3 separate regions of the Mus musculus genome follow, and all the other regions are linked to region 1. A link is a loop called in an ENCODE intact Hi-C map of the cell type or tissue named here. Cell type or tissue: heart. All regions are shown on one strand. Region 1 holds the start of Asxl2 (additional sex combs like 2, transcriptional regulator). Region 2 holds the start of Rab10 (RAB10, member RAS oncogene family). Region 3 holds the start of Dtnb (dystrobrevin, beta).

Region 1 (8,000 bases):
TGCTGGGCCCAAGCCATCCTGAGTCACAAGAACTTCATCACCATACCTTGCTAAAAATAAACCTTGTGGTTTTGTTTGTTTGCAGACAGGTCTAGTTATATAGTCCAAACTGTTTAGAAACTTACTGTGTAGGCCAGGCTGGCATGGACCTAATAGCAATTCTCCTGTCTCTGCCTCCATGAATATGATGACAAGCTTGAAATAGCATGCCTGACATAAAAATGAATATTCATTGAATCAATCAGTCCATCTTTAGAGAGATCACCGAGGACTTTAAAAATCTAAATAAATTACCCTCTAATCCCAACTGAAGAACTATGGTTAGTTAGTGGCCTCTGAGGAAGAATCAGTTTTCTGTTTGGTGTGGCTTCTGTGTCACCACAATTCATGGATGGCCCACATCCAAAATTATATGGACAGTGTATGTTGGAGGCAATGGATTTAAATTAAAGATATGAAGTTAGAGGAGTTTAGGCAGGTGGTGGTGGATCTGGGAGGAATTATGGGGAGAAGTTGAGATGAATATGACCAAATATGCTAAATGAAAATTTCAAAGAATAAAAATATTCTAAAAATTGTTTAAGTTCTGGGCTGGAGAGATGGCTCAGCGGTTAAGAGCACTGACTGCTTGCTCTTCCAGAGGTCCTGAGTTCAATTCCCAGCAACCACATGGTGGCTCACACCATCTGTAATGAGATCTGATGCCCTCTTCTGGTATGTCTAAAGACAGCAACAGAGTACTCATGCAATAAATAAATCTTTAAAAAAAATTGTTTAAGTTCTATCAGTGAATAATAACATCAGGATGAATCTAAACCTATTTAGGTCTAGGCTGTGTCTCCCTCCATGTAAAAATCTATAATGAACTCTCTTGTTCTCTTGCTTCCCTCTTGCCCTCTTGGGCTTTTCCTCTCCCCCCCCCCTTCCGTATTCCCTTCCCCCTCTCTCCACATGTTCTTGGCCAGCCTCTATTTCTTTTCTTCTTCCTCTTCTTCTTCTCCTCCCTCCTCCTCTCCCCCCCTCTCTGCCTCTACTACCCTCTTAGCTCCCCTCCCCATGCCCTGAATACTCTATTCTATACTAAAATAAACAAATCTATAGTGAGTATAGAAGAACTATTTATTATTATTATTGGTAGAGATATAGTTCAGAGCATTTACCTAGTATGAGCAAGGCCCTCCATTCAATCTCTAATACAACAAAAACAACTTTAAAAATATTGCTGGGATCTGAGGAGCATTCGGACTATGAACAACATTTCAGACAACTTCAGAATGAATGGTGAAGTTCCTCAGGGGGGTGGGGTAGGAGAGGCTGAGGACTTCTGGATGGACAAACCCATGCTAACTAAGGAGTCACACAGACAGGCTGTCCCCAGATCCTTCTGGCTGACCTCCAGTTCCTCCACCATCCTTCCTGTTTCCTCCAGGTCTGCAGCATTTAGCCGCCACCAGTCCAGTCTGCTTAAAGTCACTGCTCTAGTTTCTCATCACACAGACACCTTAGCAAACAGAGAGACAGAGACACACCCTAGCAAAGAAAACTGAAAGGTGAAGTGGTATGTCCAGGTTCCCACATGTGTAATAGTCAGATGGGAATATGGGAATTCTGGCCAAGGCCAATCTGTCTAGTTTTGTTCTATACAGCCACTTGCTCTAGAGCATATCCCTTCCAATTGCAATATTTCCTCCAAATTGCAACATTTGCTCCAGGAGGGAGCAAGAAGCTTAGGAGCCCAGGTGGTAAACAAAACCCCATGCCCAGAGAACACCAACAATCCAAACATTGAGGAAAGGTTATCAATTTTTTTTTTCAAAAAAATCTAATTGTAGGCTGGGTGTGATGCTCCAACACTCAGGAGGCAGAGGCATGTGATCTCTGTGAGTCTGAGTCTAGCCTAGTCTTCATACAAAGTTCCAGAAAAGCTGGGGCTATAAAGAGAGACTCTGTTTTGTTTTGTTTTTGTTTCTGTTTGTTTTTTAGAGATAGGGTTTCTCTGTTTAGCCCTGGCAGCCCTGGAACTCACTCTGTAGACCAGGCTGGCCTCGGACTCAGAAATCCATCTGCCTCTGCCTCCCAAGTGCTGGAATTAAAAGGCGTGAGCCACCACTGCCCGGTGAGAGGCCTTTTAAAAAGCAAAAAAAGGAATCCACATTTATCACACAGACACACACACACACACTGTTGATGGTTCTTTTTTGAGACAGTGTCTGAAGGACAGCCTGGAACTTGCTCTGTAGCAGACCTTATGGATAACCCAAGCTTCTAATCTTCTTAGTGCTTAGATGACAAGGATGCACCATGACACAGAAAATATTTTGACAGAGAAAATATTGCCAATAGTAAGGAGTTCTATGAACTGCTGAAACCCATCTAGGGAGCGCCTACATTCTAGACAACAGGTTATCACTAGAGATGTGCCTTCATGGTGAAGGCCTGCAATCCCCGGTACTATGGAGGCTGAATAATTTGGATTGCAAGGTCAAAACTTGCCGAAGCTGGGGGCTGGAAAGATGGCTCAGCGGTTAAAAGCACAGACTGCTCTTCCAGAGGTCCTGAGTTCAATTCCCAGCAACCACATGGTGACTCACAACCATCTGTAATGAGATCTGATGCCCTCTTCTGGTGTGCATGAAGATAGAAATCCGTGTACACTTGCCTAAGCTACAGAACGAATTCAAGAACAGTCTGGATAATTTAGGGGGACGCTGCCTATGTAAAAACAACAGAATGGCTGGAGTACAGCTGAGTGGTAGAAGGCTTATGCTAGCCTGCAGGCTCAATCCCCAGTACCCATGGGAGGCGGAGAGCTTGCATTGAGCCACATCCCTAGCCGCTGTGCATTCTCCTCTATGTTGTTTACAAGAACAGATAATCAGAGATAAAATGTTCTGGATATTCAGGAGGGTGTTACTGACATTATGAAGAGTGAATAGTTTCTTGACTAGACATAGCTGAACCATTCAACAAATATTTAACGGATTCCTGATACATATAGGCTCTGTGCCAAGGGAGATAAAACATACTTCTTTGATGATACCAATCACATGTAAAAACACAATGCGATTTCTAAACTCCTTTTTAAAAAATATTTATTTTATGTATGAGTACACTGTAGCTGTCTTCACTGTAGCTGACACACCGGAAGAGGGCATCGGATCCCATGGTTGTGAGCCACCATGTGGTTGCTGAGAATTAAACTCAGAACCTCCGGAATAGTCAGTGCACTTATCCTCTGAGCCATAAACGTGGTTTCTGTTGGCCTAAAAAAGGTCTATTTACTTTGCGAGACAAGGCTTGGTAGCTAACAACTTAGTTTTTGGTATATTCACATCCTATACTAGAGAGTTGGTAAATCAATCTAACCTGTCTCATCTATTAATCAGATTAATAATAGACAAGAACTGCACGCGGTACGTCTTCAAAAAGATAAGCTTTGTAAAAAATGAACTTGAGGACAAGACGATGCATGCCTGTAATTACCAGTAATGGGAGACAGAAGTTCGGAGTTTAAGGTCCGCCTTACCTGAGCCTGTACCACAACAAAATAAAACATGCTGATTAAAACGGTAGTTGGCAAGATCACTTGATCGTCGGGCTCTTTAAGTTTCCAGAGCCACTCCTCAACACACGCTGCACGTAACCGCGCAATCAGCCTTTCCCGAAAGGAGCAGATTCTGTTTCCGCCAGAAGATCTTCCCGGCGGGTGTGACCGCCAGACATCCGACCCACAGACCATGGGCCGCCCTCCGTCGTGCGCAAGGGCTCGATGCGGAGACACCGGAAGTGCAGGGGCGTGGCTAACTGCTGCAGCCTGCCGGTCCGACGCCGAGGCTGGGGGCGCGCGCAAGTGCGCGCTCGTTCGCGCGGCCTGCAGCGTACAGTAGTGACGGCCGCGCGGCAGGGGTCACGTGACCACAGAAGCTGCTTGTACAGTAAGAACCCAATATGGCAGCGGCGGTAGCAGTGGCAGCGGCAGCAGGACCGGCCACCCCGTAGAGCCCCCTACCCCCGCCACTGCGCGCCTCCGCGGCCGCTTGCTCGCTGAGTTGCTTCTCGGGTCCGACTTCCCCTTTCTCCCACCTTTCCTGGCACCGCGGGAAAAGCAGTGCAGGGCGCAGCAGGCGAGGGAACGCAGCCGGAGCCGGGGCACGGAAGCCTCCCAGTCAGTCAGAACCGACATGAGGGAAAAGGGCCGTAGGAAGAAGGGCAGGACCTGGGCGGAGGCCGCCAAGACGGTAAGGAGGAGGGAGCAGAGAGAAAGGCTGGCAGGAGTTCGTTTTCTCGCCGGCCACCCGTCGCAAGGCAAGGGAGGTCACTTGGCCCCGCGACCGGGTTGAGGATCAGGAAAGCGCGCGCAGAGAGCGGCAGTTACGGGCGCGTTGGAGAGCCGTGAGGAGACCGAGGCGTCGGCGCGAGGAATCCGTCGCGCGACTGCGACTTCTCGCGGTGGCTACGACTGGACCTCCTCGGTGTTGTGAGGTTGCCTTTCGGGGTCATGTCGCTGTCGCCCCTACACTGTTACCCCTTGTCTCGGCCCTGTGTGTTGTGCTTGCCCAGTAACCGGTTCTTCTCCCTTGTGCGCCTCGGAGAGCCCCGATTGGATGCAGACAGGAGGCGGTTTGTGCGTGCTTCCAGCCCCGGAAAGGAGAGGGGAGCGCTTGAGCTCGGTGGCGTTCTCCTGTCGAGGCAGAGGTGCTGCCAGACCGGGGCCCCCGCTTATCTTGCTCCGGGAGCCAATGTGAGGTCACGAGGCTTTTGTGTTTGCTGTGAGAGCTGAAAGTGCAGGAGGTGTTTAGAAACGAAGTAACAGGTGGGACTCAGAATTTTTTTTTCTGTTTCCGTAGAGACCTACTCTGAGTAAGGCTGCAATGCATGGTGGGACGTGTAGTTTATTGGCTTTCTTTTTCTCCTTTCCTTTTTCCTTTCCTTTCCTTTCCTTTCCTTTTCTCTCCTCCCCTCCCCTCCTCTTTTCTTTTCTTTTCTTTTCTTTTCTTTTCTTTTCTTTTCTTTTCTTTTCTTTTCTTTTCTTTTCATTTCTTTTCTTCTTTTTTAAGTTAAAGTGAAAGTGGACCGGACCAATGAAGTTGTGATTAGTGCCCCTCACTCCAATTTTGTTATATGGAATTTAAAAGTCATTTAGCAATGAGTATTTGTGAGAAACATTGTTTTGAAAAATTTAAAACGTGTATTTACGAAGAAAAGAAACCTTAAGGAGAAATTGAAGTTTCATCAAGCATTAGTAGCATTTCAACCTCTTTAATAGTGGACAACATAGTGGGTTCTAATAACTGAACCTTTATGAATTATACGTTTTATTTTCTCTTTAAAAAGATGTGTGTGGGGGCTGGAGAGATGGCTCAGTGGTTAAGAGCATTGACTGCTCTTCCAGAGGTCTTGAGTTCAATTCCCAGCAACCACATGGTGGCTCACAACCATCTGTAATGGGATCGGATGCCCTCTTCTGGTGTGTCTGAAGATAGCAACAGTGTATTTGCATACATTAAATTAATTAATTTTAAAAAGGTGTGTATGTGTATGTGTATGTATGTATGGAGTGTGTACGTGGCTATGGAGCACGCATGTAGAGGTGATAGGACAACTTGTAGGAGTTGATGTAGGTTCTTAGGATCGAACTCAGGTTATCAGGCTTGCTGGCCAGCGCAGTTACCCACTGAGTAATCTCGAAAATCCTGGATTGTTTGTTTATTAATTTATTTTTTGAAAAAGGGTTTCTCTGCCTTGAAACGCTATAGACCAGGCTGGGCTTGACCTCAGAGATCCCCCTGCCTCTGCCTCCCAAGTCCTGGGATTAAAAGTATGAACCACCACTGACTGACTCCTTGTTTATTTTTTAAATGAGACTTACAGAATTCAAAAGTAATGTTCATCATGGAGAAATTTAGAAAAGTATGAAGAAAATAACTCAGTCCGTTCATTCTTTTATCGCCTAGTCTTGTTTCCCCAAATTTGAATTATATTGTTTATTCAACCTGTATTTTGTTTTTATAAGCCACGTACTTTTTTTGTTGAATGTTTTCCCTATATACATTTGTTTGTTTGTTTGAGGATAGCATCTCACATAATAAATGATGGCCTAAAGTTTGCAGCAATCTTCCTGCCTTTGCCCCCTTGGGTGCTGGGATTGTAGACATGTACCACCATGCCCAGTTTTATGGGATTCTGAGGATAGAGCCTAGAGCATTATGCACTCTAGGCAAAATACTCTACCACTTGAACTACACCCCCAGCCCACTTAGAATATGTCTTTGTGACTGTACTGGTAGTTTCCTCTAAGGGACAACTCTATAAATTTTTTTGCTGGTGAGGAGTTTCTCTTCTACAGAAGTTTACTTTCTACATTAGGGACATCTCATGATTGCTTACTGTTAATAAAAGAAAGAGATTTGATTTTAGTTAAAATATGCAAAACCCCAAACTAATTATGTGAATTAATTTTAAGTGTCCATGATGTCATTATTTATTTATTAGGCTTTAATTTTTGAGACCAGGTTTCACTTTGCAGCCTAGGCAGGCCTTAGCATTCAAAGTATTAAGATTACAGGCATCTCAGCAGTCTCTGTCTTTGTAAGATGGACTCCTTCTGTAACCCTTACTAGTTAAGAACCCTTTATGTAGACCAGACTGGCCTTAAACTGGATTATAAGTATGTACTACAATCTCTACAGTACCTTGTGAATTATTCTTTTTGGATTAAATAGTTTAATGGTTAGGAAATTGTGACAAATAGGAAGAATAATTTTGCACCAGTTAGAGTTCTTACAATGATAATATTTGCTTATTTTGTGCCCCAGCTACCTTTGTGAAAAATAGTGTTTAAAAGACAGAAAGTAGGCTGGGGAGCTGGCTTAGTGGTTAAGAGCACTTGTACAGAAAGATACTTTATCTCACCAAGGGCCCCACTTCCCCATTTATAAAAACTCATTTGTTTTACTTTTATGCCTCTTTTTGTGAGTAGGGATGTCTATGTGTGTCTACATCTGTGTGTGGGAGTCAGAGGATGACATTAGGTGCTTTTCTCAGTTGCTCTTTATTTACTGAGGCAAGATCTGTCACTAAAATGGAAACTTGCCAGTTGCTTTGCATGAGTAGCTGGCCAGCTTGCCCCCATCTCAACTTTCCAAGTACTGGTATTATAAGATGGTGCCACTATGAACACCTGTACTTAAAATGTTTTTAAAAATTGTATTATGTGTATGGGTATTTTGTTTGCATGTGTCTTTGCACCATATGTATACCTGGGGTCAGAAGAGTGTTTCTGGCCCCTTAGAACTACAGTTACAGATGGTTGTGAGCTGAACCTTGACCTTCTGGAAGCGTGCCTTTGTCCACTGAGCTATCTTTGGAGCCCCCACACGGTGACTTTTCTGTGTCTTTTGCCATCTGCACTCTAGGCCTTATGTTTGTTCTCTAAGTGCTTTATCCATTGAGCCAATTTCCCACTCCTCCCCCCTGTTTTTATATGTTTGTCCTGAAAGTCTACACACCTCCTACCTTGTGGAAGGCAAAACAGAAAATAACTTATTTTGGAGTCAGGCAGTAATGGCAACACATCTTTAGTTCCAGCACTTGGGAGGCAGAGTCTGGCAGAGTTCTTGAGTTCAAGGTCTACAGAGACAGTTCCAGAATGGCCAGGGCTACACAGAGAAACCCTGACTTGAAAAGTCTCCTGTCTTCAGGGGAATAACTATATTGGATATTAAGTTAAAAATTTCTACAGGGCCATGTTGGGACAGGGTTGCAATCTAGCATCTTGTGGGAGAGGCAAAAATATCTTCATATCAAGGCCAGTTTGGCCTAGGTAGGTAGATTCTATTTCCAAAAATTTTAAAAAGTGTTTGCTACAAAAAGAGATACAGGAGTAGCTCCTAGATTATGAAACTTGAGAAAGCAATCTCAAATTTGCAGAGCAGACTACTGCTTTTTCCCCTTTTTAAAAAAAATTTATTTATTTATTTATTTATTTATTTATTATGTAT
Region 2 (8,000 bases), 120 kb before region 1:
TAAAGTAGTAAAATAAGTTAGCCCTGGTCCAGTATGTTCTGTATGAAGAGGGTATCACTGTACTATATCCTATCTCTCCTCCTACCTCTGTTCATTATTCATCACCCACCTCTTCTAGGACTTAGCAACTACAGGGGGGAAAAAAGGCATAGACTCCTGCCTCTGTATTATTATATATTATAATATGTTATATATTACATTATATATATTAAATATTATTCAAATGATCTTAGACTCACTTTTTCGATGTTGTTAGCAGTCTTGCTATTTGACCCTGTGATCCTCCTGCCTTAGCCACTCAAGTTTTGGAATTAGAACCACCGCCAGCTGTGACTTTAGATTCACTTTGCAGATTTTGAATTGTTAGCCTCATAAACTTAAATATGAAACATACCAATAATTTATTTTTGCAACAGTATGCAATAGATGGGATCACAAAAACTTACATGATTTCTAATATGGATATGTAAGAATTGAAGGTATACAGAAAAACAAGAACAGTCATCCTGGTGAGCACTGTAAGAATCATAAATCTAAAAAGCCTTCCTTCAGAGCTATCCAGTAAGAAGCAAAACCCACCCGGCCTGGAATCCTTGCAGCCCAGTCCTTTGAAACCCTTGTAAAATGACTACTGCTTTGTTAGTGCAGGTTTTGATGCTAGGTGTGTATCTCAGTGGTAGAATGCACACCTGAAAGGAGACAGGACTCTGGTCCACTGAAAATATGTTGTATTTTACATGTCCTAAAGTGATAAACATTCCAAGTATCTTTAGTTAGATATGTATCAATTGACTACTTTTCTGTTGTTTAGACATATACTGTCAATATATGGTAGCAACTAGTCACATTGGCAACAGAGCTGAAATATGCCTAATATAAATTGAGAAGAGCTGTCCATATAGCTCCCACACTAGTTGGAAACAATGTAAAATATCTGTTTAAAATTGTAGGCATATGTGCATCTTTGACGAGTTGAAAGATATTAATTTTTTTCCTTTGTGACTACCAAAGTTTATGAGGCTAACAGAATTCAAAATCTGCAAAGAGTCAAGTATGAGCTGGACTAAGAATTGTCAGAATTTTGTTCATTTTCTTAGCTTACTTTATTCAAATCTTGTGTCAAAACATCAAATGTTTTTATATCAAAATGTATAAATGTCAGAGGTTATTGTATAATTGTTTAGCAGAGCACCAACAGATATTCAAGCAGCCATTACACACAAGACATATTCAATCCATAAAGCAACTTATTCTGTCACACACCAGTATCAGGAAGGCCATATATTCTGCACAAATCTGCACTGTGTTCCTACAAAGTACCTGGCACCATTGTTAGGTGCTTTGCTCTCGCTGACCTGTATTAATCCTCACAAGCACCATACATGGCATTTGCACTGTCGAATAAGACACTGTAGCCAAAGTTGCAATTCCTGTGGAGCCAGGAATTCAAAACAGCAGGCTGCATGGGAAACAACCCATCTCCCTAAGTCAAAGGACAATGAAGACTATGGATACAAGGAGGACTGGAGGTGTAACTCAGCAGCTTGCCTACCACGCATGAGGTTAGTCAATGCCCAGTACCTGAGGACAGGCAGCTGGGGGGCTAAGTAGCTTTCTTCACCAGGAAACTTTACTTCCTACTTTCACCTACCCGTTCTCAAGAGCAGGTTAAAAAAAAAAGGATCGCACACTAAATTCTCTTTCAAAGAGGCTACCTCTCCTCTGATCCAATTCATACTTGTCTTTCAGACTACGTTTTAAACATCCATGCAAAGCAGATTCCCCATAATTCAGACTACTCCCCTTCCTCCCTCTCCTCACTCTAGTGCTTTGCACACTGTTGTTGCCTTCTTTATCAGAATGCTCAAGGGGTCTATTGTATCGACCACTTATTTTCAACGCTTTTAACAGTGCCTAGAACTTGGTGCTCAATAAATATTTGCTGATCTAGCCACCTGACTGACCCAGCTACACTTCAAAGCAAACTTAGTGCTGTGTAAGTGCTAACCCACTAAGCAGAGGACAAGTTCAAGCTTCGTGATATTTTGACAATCCTGCCCACCAGTAAGGTAAAACAACCTATTTTAAATAAAAATTTGCTCATCTTAATTGCAGTATAACTTAAGCATATTTTGCGAAAATATGCTTAAGCTACTTACAAATATGTCTTAAGGAAATCCTATACTATAAATTGGTTAAAACAAGATTTTCACAATTCTTAAGGAAAACCACTAGAGTCGCTTCTCATCGTGAAGCTAGTTACATTTATCACAAGTTTTCCTGCACTGCTCTAATGCCGGAGCTGAGGTTCAAAAATGAAAGACACCGGATACTTTAAAAAACCAGGGAGGGGGGTGGTCATGTACAGTTACTTTGACAAAATTGATGTTGGTGCCAGCGTCAAAACGACTTTCTTGAAACCTTCCCTTTTCATTTCCGAAACAGGAAACCCATTTAAAAGGTCAGTTTTTATTTCCATACCAAGTAATTCCGAAATATGTGGTAGTACATTAGAAGTCCTTAGAGCCATGACTGACGAAAGATTTTCCTGTAAATTCTAACATCAAGTAAAACATTAGAACTTGACTTGATTCCATTGGGTTGAAAACAGAAACCGTCCATCTGCTTCGTTGAGGTCTTGAAAAAGCACTGTGAGCCAACCATGCCAGATTCCCACCCCAAGCACGAAGGGCCTCCGATTGTTTGACACATCAATGGTTCAGTCAAGACAGCCAACTCACTTTCCCCCGCCCCTCTCATTTTCCTTAATGATTCTGCAACTCTCAAGTTTACTCCAAGTTACAGTCAGATAGAATATTTTCTCTTTGACCCCCAATTCGGGCCTTTGCCACATAGCCAGTACTGCTTCAATCCCAACCACTAAATTACGTCTATTACAAATAGCACATCAAGTAACTTCATGCAATTATGGTAAGGCCAGGCAAGTCACTTAAAGAAACCGGATTCTGGAACGCTGCTAAATGCTGCATATTTTGTGCCAGAAGGCACCGAACAGAGAAGGAGACTTGAGACCGGATGGTAAGCATGGGAAGACCCCGCCCCAGTAAGGCTATTCCGATTCCAACAGTAACTTAGGTCTGTCGTCTGGAATCGGAATCACTGGAACAAAGGCGTAAATTCCGGGAAGCAAGATGTCTGGAATAAAAGAAAACGGCTCGCGGCTACAGAGCCCCCACACCATCCTCCCACAGGTCTTACCTATGGTGGAAATAAAGGTGGTATTGAAGGCATCGTCCGAAAAACGAAAAAGGACGCAGGTCTTGCCCACTCCCGAGTCCCCGATCAGGAGCAGCTTGAAAAGCAGGTCGTACGTCTTCTTCGCCATTGGGAGGAGCGGCTCGGGCGCTCGCCGCCGGTAGCCCCAAGGGATCGGAACTGCTCACTACAACCAACTCCTCACCCGGGCGTTCTGGGGCCGCAGCAGCCGGGTAGCGTGTGCGGAAGGAGAAAGCAGCTCTCGAGACGGAGCAGGAGACCTTCCGAACGGCCTCGTCGAGGAAGCCCCGACGGTGGCGGCGCCCGTGCCTCCGAGGGGCGGCGCCCGCGGCTCCGCAGCCTCTCCCAGCCGCTCCGCCCGGTTCCGGGGAGTCGGTCGGGACAAAATGGCCTCCCCTCCCCCCTCAGCGCAGCTCGGCCGGGACGCTCCCACGGGCGGACGAGCGAGCTCTACGTCGAGGGAGCGCGGCGGGCTTGAACACGGCCTCCGCCCGGAGCAGAAACCCCGCGCTAGGACACGGGCGAGGGCAGCGGGAGGTCTCGCGAGCCGACAAGCCCTGCTACATAACCCCAGGAAACAGAGCCGCCCCGGCCAGAGCCACCTTTTTCCCCGTGCCCTCTCACGCCGGCGTGCGCGCAGCCTGAGACGCACGCAAGGACGTACACCCGCCCTTCTCTCGCGCCCTCGCCCCTGCGGCCCGCCTCTGCGCACGCGCGCGGGCGGGCAAGTAGGGCACGCGGAGGCGGGACCAGAGGGGGCGAGGCCGCGGGCGCGCTCCCTACGGCCTCCTGATTGGGTGAGCGGCTTGACGAACACGCCCCGCGGGGGAGGTGCGGCCCGGGAACTGCGCAGGCGCACTACGTCCGTATAGCTCCTGCCCTCCCTCCCTTGCCTTTTCCGGGGCGCCCAGCTGACTGCTGGAATCCTCTACTCCCTCTCAGTATCCTGTTGAGGAGCTAAGGATGTTAGCCCAGCGACGGGCGTGGCTGGCTGTGTGTGTGTGTGTGTGTGTATAGTTCATATAGATGAGAGAGAAAGAAGTGCTCTGGGCCACTCAGGAACCTCCTTACTAAACCCGGACATCTCCAGAAGAGATCCCGCTTGTGGGCTGGTCCTGACAACCTGGTCTCCTTAAGAAGCTAGAGTTGATAGAGCCGGGATTCCAAACTGAAAAAGGCGCAGCGCTCCTGGGGTTGGAATGATGTCATCGGCCTGAGGAACCCCGGGTGCGGGGAGAACCTCCCTGCGAATGGAAGCTTCTTTGCTGCTTCGGGCCTAAGCAGCCCTTGGAATCCCGGGAGCTGAAGCGCTCTATTCAGAAAAGGCGGGCGGTCACTGTAGCCAAAGTTGTACCACCAAATCGAAAATCTGAAAGCCTGCCCCATCCCAACCGATCTCTTCCTTGCTTTTCACTTGTTTGTAGGTTGGTTGTTTTGTTGCAAAGTCTGTACACCAGTACTGACTTCCAATTCATGAATCTCCAGTCTCAGCCTCCTGAGGGCTACTCTGGTGGGGTAACTCCACCACACCTGTGCCATGTCTTTTCTCTAGTTTTGTCCCTTTTCCCTCTCTCCCTATCAGTTTTATTTACACCTCCCTTTTCTTCCTTTCTATAGTCGAAATAAGCAAATTTCTAACTTACCTTTCTAAGTATGCTCCAGCACCCGCAGAATGTGATGGTAGAATGGTTGAACCTGATGAGCTGATTCACCAATAAGGAGATTTTTATTTAGGTAAATTTTATATACACACACACATAACTAATTAGCATATAACAAATATATAAGCATATTAAATAAAAATAAGCTACACTTTGGCAGACACCTCGCCATCACCAACATGTGCATTTCATGTGTAAGTAAAGCCTTTGATCATGTTCTTTTCTGACCATCTTAGATGTGATCATGCTCTTCAAAGACTTGTCCTCCTTCTAAACACCCATAAGCCTTTGAAGGTGTTTGTGTTCTCTAAACCATCTCCCAGTTGATTCTCTGATTGGTTTTAGTTTTCTCATTAAACTATATCCTCCAAATCATTCTTCCTCCAGCTGGGACTGTCGTGCTGTATCATGAATCAACAATTCTATTAAAAGTTGTCGGTAAGCTTCTCAGCTTTGTCTTAGCTCAGTCATAATCTTGAGCACCCCAGGAAAATCTTCAAGGAGCTGGGGATGTAGCGCACTTGTACAGTGCCTGTCTAGCATAAATGAAGCCCTGGGTTCAATTCTTGCAAGTTGGGGACCAGAAAATCAGAAGTGTAGAGTCATCTTTGATAACAAAAGAGAATTGGATGTCAGCCTGGGAGACCTTGTCAGAATGTGGAGGTGGGTTGAGATTATTCTTTCTCAAATAGCTCAATTGATTAAATTCCAATACTGTAAAGCATTCTGAAAGTCCTAGTCTGTAAATTACCCAGGCAAGCCTCAACCTTCTCCAGATTCGCCCTCCCAAGTTTGCAGGTGTGTGCTACCGCCCCTTCTTGAATGTAATTGGATTTATTAGTTTTTAAAGTAGAAAGCTGAATTTGGGAAACAATACTATCACACAAATTTGGGAAGTAATGGACTGCTAGAAATAATTACCATTTTTTTCAATTTTTTATTAGGTATTTATTTCATTTACATTTCCAATGCTATCCCAAAAGTCCCCCACATGCTCCCCCACCCACTCCCCCACCCACCCACTCCCACTTCTTGGCCCTGGCGTTCCCCTGTACTGAGGCATATAATGTTTGCACGACCAATGGGCCTCTCTTTCCACTGATGGCCGACTAGGCCATCTTCTGATACATATGCAGCTAGAGACATGAGCTCCGGAGGGTACTGGTTAGTTCATACTGTTGTTCCACCTATAGGATTACAGATCCCTTTAGCTCCTTGGTTATTTTCTCTAGCTCCTCCATTGGGGGCCCTGTGATCCATCCAATAGCTGACTGTGAGCATCCACTTCTGTGTTTGTTAGGCCCCAATAATTACCATTTTTAAATTCATTCTATATCCCAGTTGTTTCCAAACTTTGTATTCTGAAATTTTGCAAATTATTTGGTCATATTTACTAACAGTTGTTTTCATTCTTAAATCAGGATCATGGAATGGTAGATCCTTGAGATCATAATTTTGTTGGATGTAGTTAAAATGTCTGTAATCCTAATACTCAGGAGCTGAGACACAAGGATTGGCTGCTCAAAGCTAGCCTCCAGCAAATACTGAGCTAGAGACCCTCTCATTCTTCCCATCCTTTCCCAGCTACAAAACTAAAAAGGAATTGACTTTCTGGTTATTGGGAATTGAACCCTTATACATACTAGGCAGGTCTTCACCCACCTCTCTGATTCCTCCTTATTCTTTTATCTGAGCTCCTTTCCTTGGTGACTTTGTTCTTCCTAAGAATGGCATCTTTGCTTGAAAGGTAGGTTGGCCTTGCTGTGTCATCACCTAACTGTAAAACCAGCTTCTTCCAGAGTCTATAGGACTTTGCCTATTTACTGCTACCCATTTCCTGTGTTCACACCCACAATCTTCTACAGGGATTTCCTTGAGGAAGGTTTTCATTAGACAGACCTGATTGTCCAGAGGCCACGGCTATTTTTATCACCATTTGCTGCCTCCCTGTTGGCAGTAGGCGTTCAAGAGATTGCAGGCCCAGTGAACTACCCTACCTCCTACATCTCTCTAGAAAGCAGGAAATGTTTTCTCTCCCATAGTTACTATGTATCTTCTTGCTTTCAAGGTTAGTTTTATGTGGTTTTCTCCTTGTAAAATGTACCTCAGATCACTTGCTATCCCTTCAGCCTTGAGCTTAAATGTCCTCACCATAGCAACCCCTGCGCTAAGCAGCTTCTTTCCCTTCTGAACTCCTTCAGTACTTCTCAAAACCAATGTGTTGTGGGCTTGGTCTATAATACCAGCACTGGGGAAGCATATGTAGAAGGTTCAAGGTAAATTCTAAGCCAGCCTGATAGCAAGATAGAAGCCAGCCAGGGCTGCAGAGTGAGACCCTATTTCGATCAGCAAGAAACCAATTATGTTTTTAAATGTATTAACTTCACAATGGATAAATATTTCTTTTAGAAACTTCACTGTGGCTCATGCCTGTAATGCCAGCAGATCTCTGCCAGCTCTGGGTCAGCCAGGGCTACATAGTGAGACCCCTGTCTCAAAAGACAGAGGGACGGCACGTTTTATAAAGGAAAAAGCAAATACAATGCTACAATGAAAGGATCACCTTCTTTTTCTTGAAATCCTGTTTGGTTTGGTTTGGGGTTTGTTTTCTGAACAGGGTTTCTCTGTGTTAATGGCCTTGGCTGTCCTGGAACTTGCTTTGTAGACAAGCCTGCCTCAGACTTACAGAGATCCGCCTGCCTCTGCCTCCCAAGTGCTGGGATTAAAGGCGTGCGCCACCACGCCCGGCTCAAATTATTTTTTTAAATAAATGTTGTTATTAGAAAAACTTGAGCCGGGCGTGGTGGCGCACGCCTTTAATCCCAGCACTCGGGAGGCAGAGGCAGGTGGATTTCTGAGTTCGAGGCCAGCCTGGTCTACAAAGTGAGCTCCAGGACAGCCAGGGCTATACAGAGAAACCCTGTCTCAAAAAACCAAAAAAAAAAAAAAAAAAAAATTAATTTTAGGGCATACATAAAGACCTCAACTCCACTGTAGGGTTTGTTTATTCAGTAGACAAAAAACAATATTAAGGCTAATCACAACTGCAAATCAGCAGAATGCACTAAACCTGCAGCCAATGTATCTTCCAGAATGAGCTTG
Region 3 (8,000 bases), 140 kb after region 1:
TAAATCTAAAAAAAAAAAAAAAGTCAAGGCTAGCCTGGGCTACTCAGGAGTCTCTCAAAAGCAAAACAAAACCAACCAACCAACCACCCAACCACCCAACCACCCAGCCAAACCCAAAGTACAAAACAGAACAAAACAACCACCACCACTAAAAATATTGCATCAAGGGGATGAAGAAATGGTTTAGTAGTTAAGACCACTGGTTGCCTTTCCAGAGGACCCAGGTTCAGTTCCCAGCATCACATAGTAACTGACTCCCACTTCTGGCCTCCTTGGGCACTCCATTTGCTTGGTACATAGATAATACTTAAAGGCAAAATAACCATATGCATAAAACAATTTAAAAAGTTTAAAAAGATTGCATCAACATTAACAACGTGTTAATCTTTTCAGGTGTCTGGTACTTCCTGATAACCATTGGTAAACTAGCAAGACCTGCTAGTAAACTAGCAAGGTATCCACAGACTCCTTGGCTTCCATGGTTTGGCTTCTCAGAGTCTTCTTTGGGGACTTTTGGGGTGCCACTGAGCCTCTGTTTCACCAGATCTCCCCAGTGTGTACAATGGCAATGGCAGCTACCGTTGTGACCATGGCCTCCAGAAATCACAGTGGGGTAAGTCTACCCGGTTCACACCGACCTCAGCTCAATCTCCAAGGCTGGCTTTGTTGAGAGTGTGACTGCCATTCACAAGGTGAATCTTAGGAAGTTTTGCCATTGCAGTCTTGCCTCCAGTTTTCAGACTCAGAATGCTCCTATCATGGAGAGAGTCGGGCAATGCCATTGTTCCTGTGTTGTCCTCTTTCTGGTCACCCTAGACCCATCCAGAAAGCCCCAGTTTGTTTCTATTGCATCTTCATTCCACATTCGGGTAAGACTGAAAACCTGCAATTCAGTCTCTGGTGTTAATGTTTTCAAATTGTTCCCGGCATGCAACAGAAACTCACATTTAATTTTTCCAAGCTGCCTTTTTCTTCCGCTGTGTTGTGAGAGGTAGCAACTCCCTCCGCATTCTGACTATGAACTCCTCTGCCTTATCTGCACCCTCCCTGAGCTTGCCATCCTGTCCAGGACCTCATGCTTTATCCTTTTGATTACTGGCTGCTGGATTCTTTCCAGTCCTGAGGTGTGATCAGTAAGGAGCAGAGAACAGAATGGCACACACTATGGGGTCAATTGCCTGTCACTAGACAGAGGTGAGTTGGCTCTGTCATTTCCGTGTTATTCTGTCTGCACATCTGAGGTGGCTTATTGTTAGGAAAGATGATCCTGGAAGCCAGACAGGATTTCTGACTTCAAGGACTGTTTTCCTTGAGCTCATTTTATCTTCTTCTTGCCCGAGCCAAAGCTGGCTGGCAGGTGTCTGCCTCCCACACAGCTCTCTCACATCCTCTGCAGCTTCTTTCTGTCACTCTCAGCTAGCTCACTCCTACCCAACCTGGAGTCACATGACCTCAGAGACTTTGCTGTGCACTTCTCCCCCAGATCTCTTACGACCTTGACAATCAAGAATTGGGTGTACAGGATGTAAACCAAGCTGTTGCTAGCATTGTTTTTCTTTTTCTTCTAGAGATAGAGTTTCACTGTATAACCCAACCTGACCTGGAACTTATTATACAGCCTAGGTTGGCTTTGAACTCATGGTAGCTCTCCTCCTTAAGCCACTGAAGGGCTGAAATGACAGACGTGAGCCACCATGCCAGGCTTCTGGCATAGATATTTAAATTATACTACATTTGAAAAAGTATACCTCCAGTTAAAACAATTTTGAAAATATAAACAAATACAAAGAAAATTTAAAACACACAATCTTATTACCCAGAGATAACCTCTGCTAATATTTTGGTTTATGTTTGTCCAGTCTTTTACTCAGAATCACAAAACCCACATGCTCCATTGTGAACAATAACCCCAGTGATCATCACGTTAGCTTGTGAGGTGGCTTGCATTTGCAACCCCCACACTGGGGAGGCAGGAGTTCAAGGCTTAATAGAGAGATACCATCTTACAACAAAGCAAGCAAACGACAACAACAACAACAACAACAACAACAAAGTGATCCTCACAAAATTTGCAATATACCAGCATTTGGGAGGCAGAGGCAGGTGGATCTCTACAAGTTCAAGGCCAGCCTGGTCTACAGACTGAGTTCCAGGCCAGCCAGAGCTACACAGAGAAACTCTGACTCAAAAAAGAAAATTGCCGGGGCTGGAGAGATGGCTCAGCGGTTAAGAGCACTGATTACTCTTCCAAAGGTCCTGAGTTCAATTCCCAGCAACCACATGGTGGCTCACAACCATCTGTAATGGGGTCTGATGCCCTCTTCTGGTGTGTCTGAAGATAGCTACAGTGTACTCATATACATAAAATAAATAAATCTTTAAAAAAAAAAAAGAAAATTGCCATTTTACAAGACACAAAACAGTCTTTCAAGATGATTATAACTGGGGCCTGTAGAAGACAGCTGTCAGTGAAGCATGGGGGCTGAGTCTGAGCTCCAGTGCATAAATACAGAGCTGAGTGTGAGGAGCACATGTGTTTCATGTGAGGAGTACTTGTGTTTCATTTGGGGAACACTTGTCATTTCAGTGCTGCAGAGTCAGACAGAGATGGGTGGATCCTGGGGGTTGCTGTTGGGCTAGCCTAGCATACTCAAGAAGCCCCAGGCCAGTGAGGGAACTTGTCTTAAAAAAGCAACCAAGATGGATAGCTCCTGACATTGTCCTCTGGCTTCCACACACATGCCCACATATGTGCATAAGATACAGCACACACATATGTAGCTAACTATACACAGATCTGCACATATATCACAAAAATTATTTTAATTGTATATGTTTATGGGGTACCATAGGATAATCTGACATGTGAATATACAGTAGGTGGTGAACAATCAGGGTGGCTAATATTTATATCTTCTTAAAACATTTTCAAAATCTTTAATTAATGGAATAACTGTACATATTTATAAATGACCATGCATATTTCAATACATGTATGCAATATATGATGACAAGGTATGGTGTGCTGGCTATTTTTTTAAATTTTTTTTGTCAACTAGATACAAATTACAATCATTTGGGAAGAAACATTACTCAATTGAGTAATGTTTCCTTCAGATTGACATGCAGGAAGTCCGTAGGAAAAAAAAGTGTTTTGTTTTTCATTAATGATTGATGTAGGAGGGTTGAGCCTACTGTGGGTTGTGATGTCCTTGGGCAGATGGTCCTGAGTCACAGAAGAAATCTGACTGAGCTGGCTATGGAGTAAGCACGGTTCCTCCAGGGTCTCTGCTTCAGCTCCTGCCTCCAGGTTCTGAATGCTCCAGGTGTCTGAGGCACCGTGCTGGTTCCTGTAGCTTCAGTTTCATACTCTACCTCTTTGCAACAGAGTCAAGGTTTTTACCCATCAATGCCTTCCCCATAGTAGGAGCTCAACACATGGTAAGAAACTAAAGGTCTCTTGACATAGTCTGAGGATCCTTACATGGTTACAGCAGCCACCACCTAGCAACCAGTGAGACTCTTCCAAACATGCAAAACAGTCACACAATTCATGTGTGAAAAGTAATGTATCCCCTCTCACACAAAAAACCTCACTTACTCTAAGTTATCAGCACAGCACTGCCTTCACCATGGGAATTTAAAAATAGATTGTGAGAAGAGGAGGAAAAGGGTGTCCTAGAGGCAGGCTGCCAGTCTGATTGAAGCAGGTGGCATGATCTGCCTTTCCATAAGGTGCCAGAAGGCTTCAAAAAGCATCCCTAAAGCACACAGGCCTACTGCTGCTTTCCTTAACATGTGCACATCCACACGCACCAAAAGTCTAATGGATCATGCCGCTGTCTTAAAGTTGAGGGAAAACATTTATCTTTTGAGCCATTAAAAGAAGACTTTGATGTCCCTAGAGAGTTTGGAAAAGCTTCTATAAAAAATGGCAATATGAGGGGCTGGAGAGATAGCTAAGTAGTTAAGAGCACTTGCTATGTTATCAGAGGACCTGGGTTTGATTCCCCAGCATCCAGGTGTCATTTCACACTCTTCTGGCCTCGGGGTGGCACTCACAGGGTGCACACACATTGCAGCCCAAACACTCATACACATAAAATAAAGTCCTTTAAAAAAATGATATGAAGCGGGGGGGGGGGGGGGGGGTAGTGGCGCACGCCTTTAATCCCAGCACTAGGGAGGCAGAGTCAGGCGGATTTCTGAGTTCGAGGCCAGCCTGGTCTACAAAGTGAGTTCCAGGACAGTCAGGGCTACACAGAGAAACCCTGTCTCGAAAAACCAAAACCAAAAAAAAAAAAAAAAGAGTTGGTAATGAATAAATAAATAAATAGATGCTAGATAAATAAATGAAGCTTTGTCGCCCCTGCTCCGTTGCTCAAGCTGTTTAATGTCTAAATAGTCCCACTTTTAGGAACTACTGAACAACTAAGCGGAAAGTAATGTCTCTCCTTCATCCTCTCACCGCATCCGGCTGTGGCTTGGCTTTGCGCAGGGGACCAGACTCGGTCCTTCGCAAGGCTGCTCTTCTCCCTAAGTTATGCATTCTTGGGGACCAGGGGCCGTGACCCGGATCGTGTCCATCGGGCACCAGGCGCGGAGTCAGGGCTCAGCGAGCCTGCTGAGGCAATGTGGAAAGTCACTCGGGGGAGGACCCGCGCTCGAGGCAATGATTCACCGGGTGTTTCTTCGCATTCCTTAAGGTGCAGTCACGTCGGCGCAGCACGCAGCCGCCCGGCAGCTACCTGTGGAGTGGAAGGGCAAGTCCACCTCCACCTCCGCGGCCGGCGCACAGCAGAGGCCCGGAGGGGGCGCGCGAACCCGCGGGAGGGCACTCGGCCGCCTCCCCGCCCCCTCTCGCGGCGGAAGCCCCGCCCCTCCGCGCGCCCGCCCTCCGCGCGCACCCGCCCTCGCCCTCGCGCCCTCGCGCCCTCGCGCCGGGGGCGGGCTCGCTGCGCGTGCCGGGCGGGGAAGCGGCGCGAGCCGGCGCCGTTCCGTTCGCCGCGGGGGCGGCTCCGGGGCCTGAGTGGGCGCCGCCGCCTCAGTCGCTGCTTGCTGCTTCAGCCGCCTCAGCCGAGGGGGCCGGGTTGGAGGAGGCTGCGGCCGCCGGAGAGCCACGCGACGGCCCCTCAGCTCCGGCCGGGAAGCGAGCCAGGTGGGGAGTCCGCCGGGGCTGGAGGAGCGAGAAGGAGGGCTGCGGGGTGGCGGAGTGCGCGGCCCTGGAGCGGCGACCCTTGGGAGACAGCACGCCGGGCCGGGGAGGGCTCTCCGGTCACCCGCGCGCGCGGGGGCCCGCGGAGCGCAGAGCCGGGCTGCGCGCGCTGCTGATGCATCCTGAGCCCGGCTGGCGGGGAGGAGGCTCCGCGTTAGGTGCTGAAGGGGGCGAAGGCGGCAGGTCCTGGCAGAGGGCAGGTGAGGTAGGCAGGCCCTGGCAGAGGGAAGGGAATTCATTCCAGATCACCTCTCAGTGTCCCCCGAGGCTCCCGGTAGACGAACCTGTCCACCCAGGTCACCCCTGTTGGGCACAGTGTCCGGAGAAGAGGGAGGATGCAGCTGACGAATGCTTGCTGTTAAATTTCTGTGCCAGGCCTTAGGGAATCAGGGAGACCTTCCAGCATTCTCTGCAAGCGTTTATTGATTAGCTACGGAGCAGGAGAGAACCGCGGTCAGCGCCTGGGTCACGACTTTATCACTCTCAGCCATCTTTTGCTGTTGAAGTGCTGACAGTTCGGCTGTGAAAGTATGCACACAAAATGTAAAGTGCTCTATTTCATGTTTCCTGTTCTGTTCACTTCAGGTCCCTTTAGGATTTTCCCAGCCCTGGGAAACTGGAGCCGTAAGTTGCTTGGTTTGTGGAGAAAGTAAGATAGTTGAGGAAAGCTGGTGGGAACTATTGAGAAGAGATTTGAAGGATCTTACTGACATTTAAAAGAGGGGTGGGGAGGGGGAGAAGAAATCTGGAAGAAGAATCTTGCCTTCCCAGCTAGAATTAAGCTCCGTGCCTGTTTTCTGTTCAGTCCTCCGGATGTGGCCTGGATCCCAGCAGCCCTACAGTGGATGCCCACTGCAGAATGGATGGAGGAAGCAGGGGCTTGAGTGTCAGTCTCTGTAGAGTTAGGGATGATCGCTGGACTTCCTTTGGTCCTCGGATTCTCTTTTTGCCTCTTCAGGTAACCCAGGCACTGGTAGGTTAAAACAGTGGCTTAGGTGGCAGACTCCGGTGGCCTGTGGCCACTCTTCTTCATCCACGTGGTTCTTGCATGTTGTGCACCAGGAGCTTAATCTCTGGGTGGTGCTCTGGTCTTTTCTCTCTTTGGCTTTTTTCTGGTCGTTTGAGGAGGATGGGAGGGTGCTTTTGCTTAGAGAACACTTTATAATTTCTGTCCTGCCTCTCGGATCTTGGTTCTGAAGGGAGAGAATGCTTCTTTCTGTCTCTTTAGTTCTGTAAGGGCTGGACTTCTGTCCTCCACCTTGCCTGGACTCTCCAGTCCCAGGCTGCTGCTTCCTTTCCCTCGCTTGCAGTGCCTGTTGGATTACTTTGCTTGCCAAAGTAAAACTTGACCTTTTATGTGTTCTCTGAGGATTTTTAGCAGACTTAAGTGGAGCTACCTCTGAAGGGGTTGTGCAGTCAAGGTGGTGCTGGCAGAGTCTTTATGTTCACTGAATTTTGCCCAGGAGACAGAATTTCTACTTAAAGTATTAGCGTGCAGAGGATTTCCGTTTATCATTTATTTCATGTCTTGGATGTTAACATAACTGACTCCTCATATAAAAAATGAGAGCAATATTAATCCAGACTTGTCATTGCATGTATAATAAGCCTTCATTTATTTTATTTTAATTACTCTGTACTTCAGAGTATAATCATTAAGTTTCGATTAGGTTTTGTTTTAGGGTGCCTTGTTTCAGGCACTTCTAACATTTTATTTAGATATTTAATTTACATTTATTTGAAAATAAACCCTCTGTCCCCGGTTTTTTTTTTTTTAAATAGGCTCTTGCTGAATAGCTCCAGCTGGCTTGGTACTCGATATACTGTAGCCCAGGTTGTAAGCTGGCTTTGAACTTATGGCTATCCTTCTATTAGTCCCTTCTGTGAACCACCATACCTGATTAAAACAAACCTTTTCTTTCGTCTTTTGTCTTTTTCCTTTTTTTTTTTTTTTTGATAGGGTCTCTCTGTGTCATTCTGACTAACTTTGAACTTGTCTATCCTCCTATCTATGTGCCCTGGAATTACAGGTGTGCACTACTGTGCTGTCTTGATGTGTAGTTTACATAGGATGAGATGGGTAGATTTTGCATGTTGAGCTGGGTGTTTATAAAATGGTACATATTGTGGGTGTGGCGGCGCATGTCTTTCCATCTCAGCCCCTGGGAGGCAGAAGCGAGTTCATTACTTCACAGTGCCACCACTGCCTGGCTCTGAATGGTTTTTAATGGAACCCAGAGAATGCTTTTAGATTTGTTACAAGAAGATATCTAGGGCAGTGGTGGCACAAGCCTTTAATCCCAGTACTAGGGAGGCAGAGGCAGGTGAATTTCTGTGTTCGAGGCCAGCCTGGTCTACAAAGTGAGTTCCAGGACAGCCAGAGCTACACGGAAAAACCCTCAAAAGACAAAAAAAAAAAAAGTTTATTTTCTCTGGCACTTCTTTTAATCTGAAAGAGAAAAGAATAAGAATTGGAGGGCTGGAGAGATGGCTCAGTGGTTAAGAGCACTGACTGCTCTTCTGAAGGCCGTGAGTTCAAATCACAGCAACCACATGGTAGCTTACAACCATCCATAATGACATCTGATGCCTTCTGGTGTGTCTGAAGACAGCTACAGTGTATTTACATAAAATAATAAATCTTTAAAAAAAAAAGAATAAGAATTGGAGGAAGGGTATTTGAGGATTTTCCTGAAATGAGCAAGGGAGTTAGGTTTGTTTTTGTTTTTAATTAAAGGTGTAATTGACTGTATTAGTCACGGAAGTCTGATTGATTTTTCAGGAG

The links. Peaks named below come from ENCODE experiments on the same cell type or tissue, not always from the same donor. Only the 100,000 strongest peaks of a DNase experiment are listed, where the experiment ranks them.
Region 2: a loop joins it to region 1, with 3 times the contacts of the local background. A loop is called at or near these places in 11 of 42 quality-filtered maps.
Region 3: it touches region 1 in a loop (4-fold over the local background); 8 of 42 quality-filtered maps call a loop at or near these places.

Annotation. Positions count from the first base shown.
Region 1 is chr12:3,422,975-3,430,974 of GRCm38, forward strand. It overlaps Asxl2 (additional sex combs like 2, transcriptional regulator), which reads left to right and starts at 3,883. Exons shown (of 13, transcript NM_001270988.1): 1 at 3,883-4,238. The coding sequence starts at 4,182. It overlaps 1110002L01Rik (RIKEN cDNA 1110002L01 gene), which reads right to left and starts at 3,773. Exons shown (of 3, transcript NR_030694.1): 1 at 3,527-3,773. In heart, CTCF peaks have their summits at 3,150 (motif pointing right) and 5,465 (motif pointing left); DNase peaks (open chromatin) are centred at 1,397, 3,807 and 4,627; H3K4me3 peaks cover 3,478 bases; H3K27ac peaks cover 2,315 bases.
Region 2 is chr12:3,306,073-3,314,072 of GRCm38, forward strand. It overlaps Rab10 (RAB10, member RAS oncogene family), which reads right to left and starts at 3,897. Exons shown (of 6, transcript NM_016676.5): 1 at 3,220-3,897. The coding sequence starts at 3,346. In heart, no CTCF peak of the experiment used is centred here; a DNase peak (open chromatin) is centred at 4,009; H3K4me3 peaks cover 3,787 bases; H3K27ac peaks cover 2,205 bases.
Region 3 is chr12:3,567,490-3,575,489 of GRCm38, forward strand. It overlaps Dtnb (dystrobrevin, beta), which reads left to right and starts at 4,902. Exons shown (of 18, transcript NM_001162465.2): 1 at 4,902-5,158. In heart, a CTCF peak has its summit at 4,784; a DNase peak (open chromatin) is centred at 4,932; H3K4me3 peaks cover 2,138 bases; H3K27ac peaks cover 1,423 bases.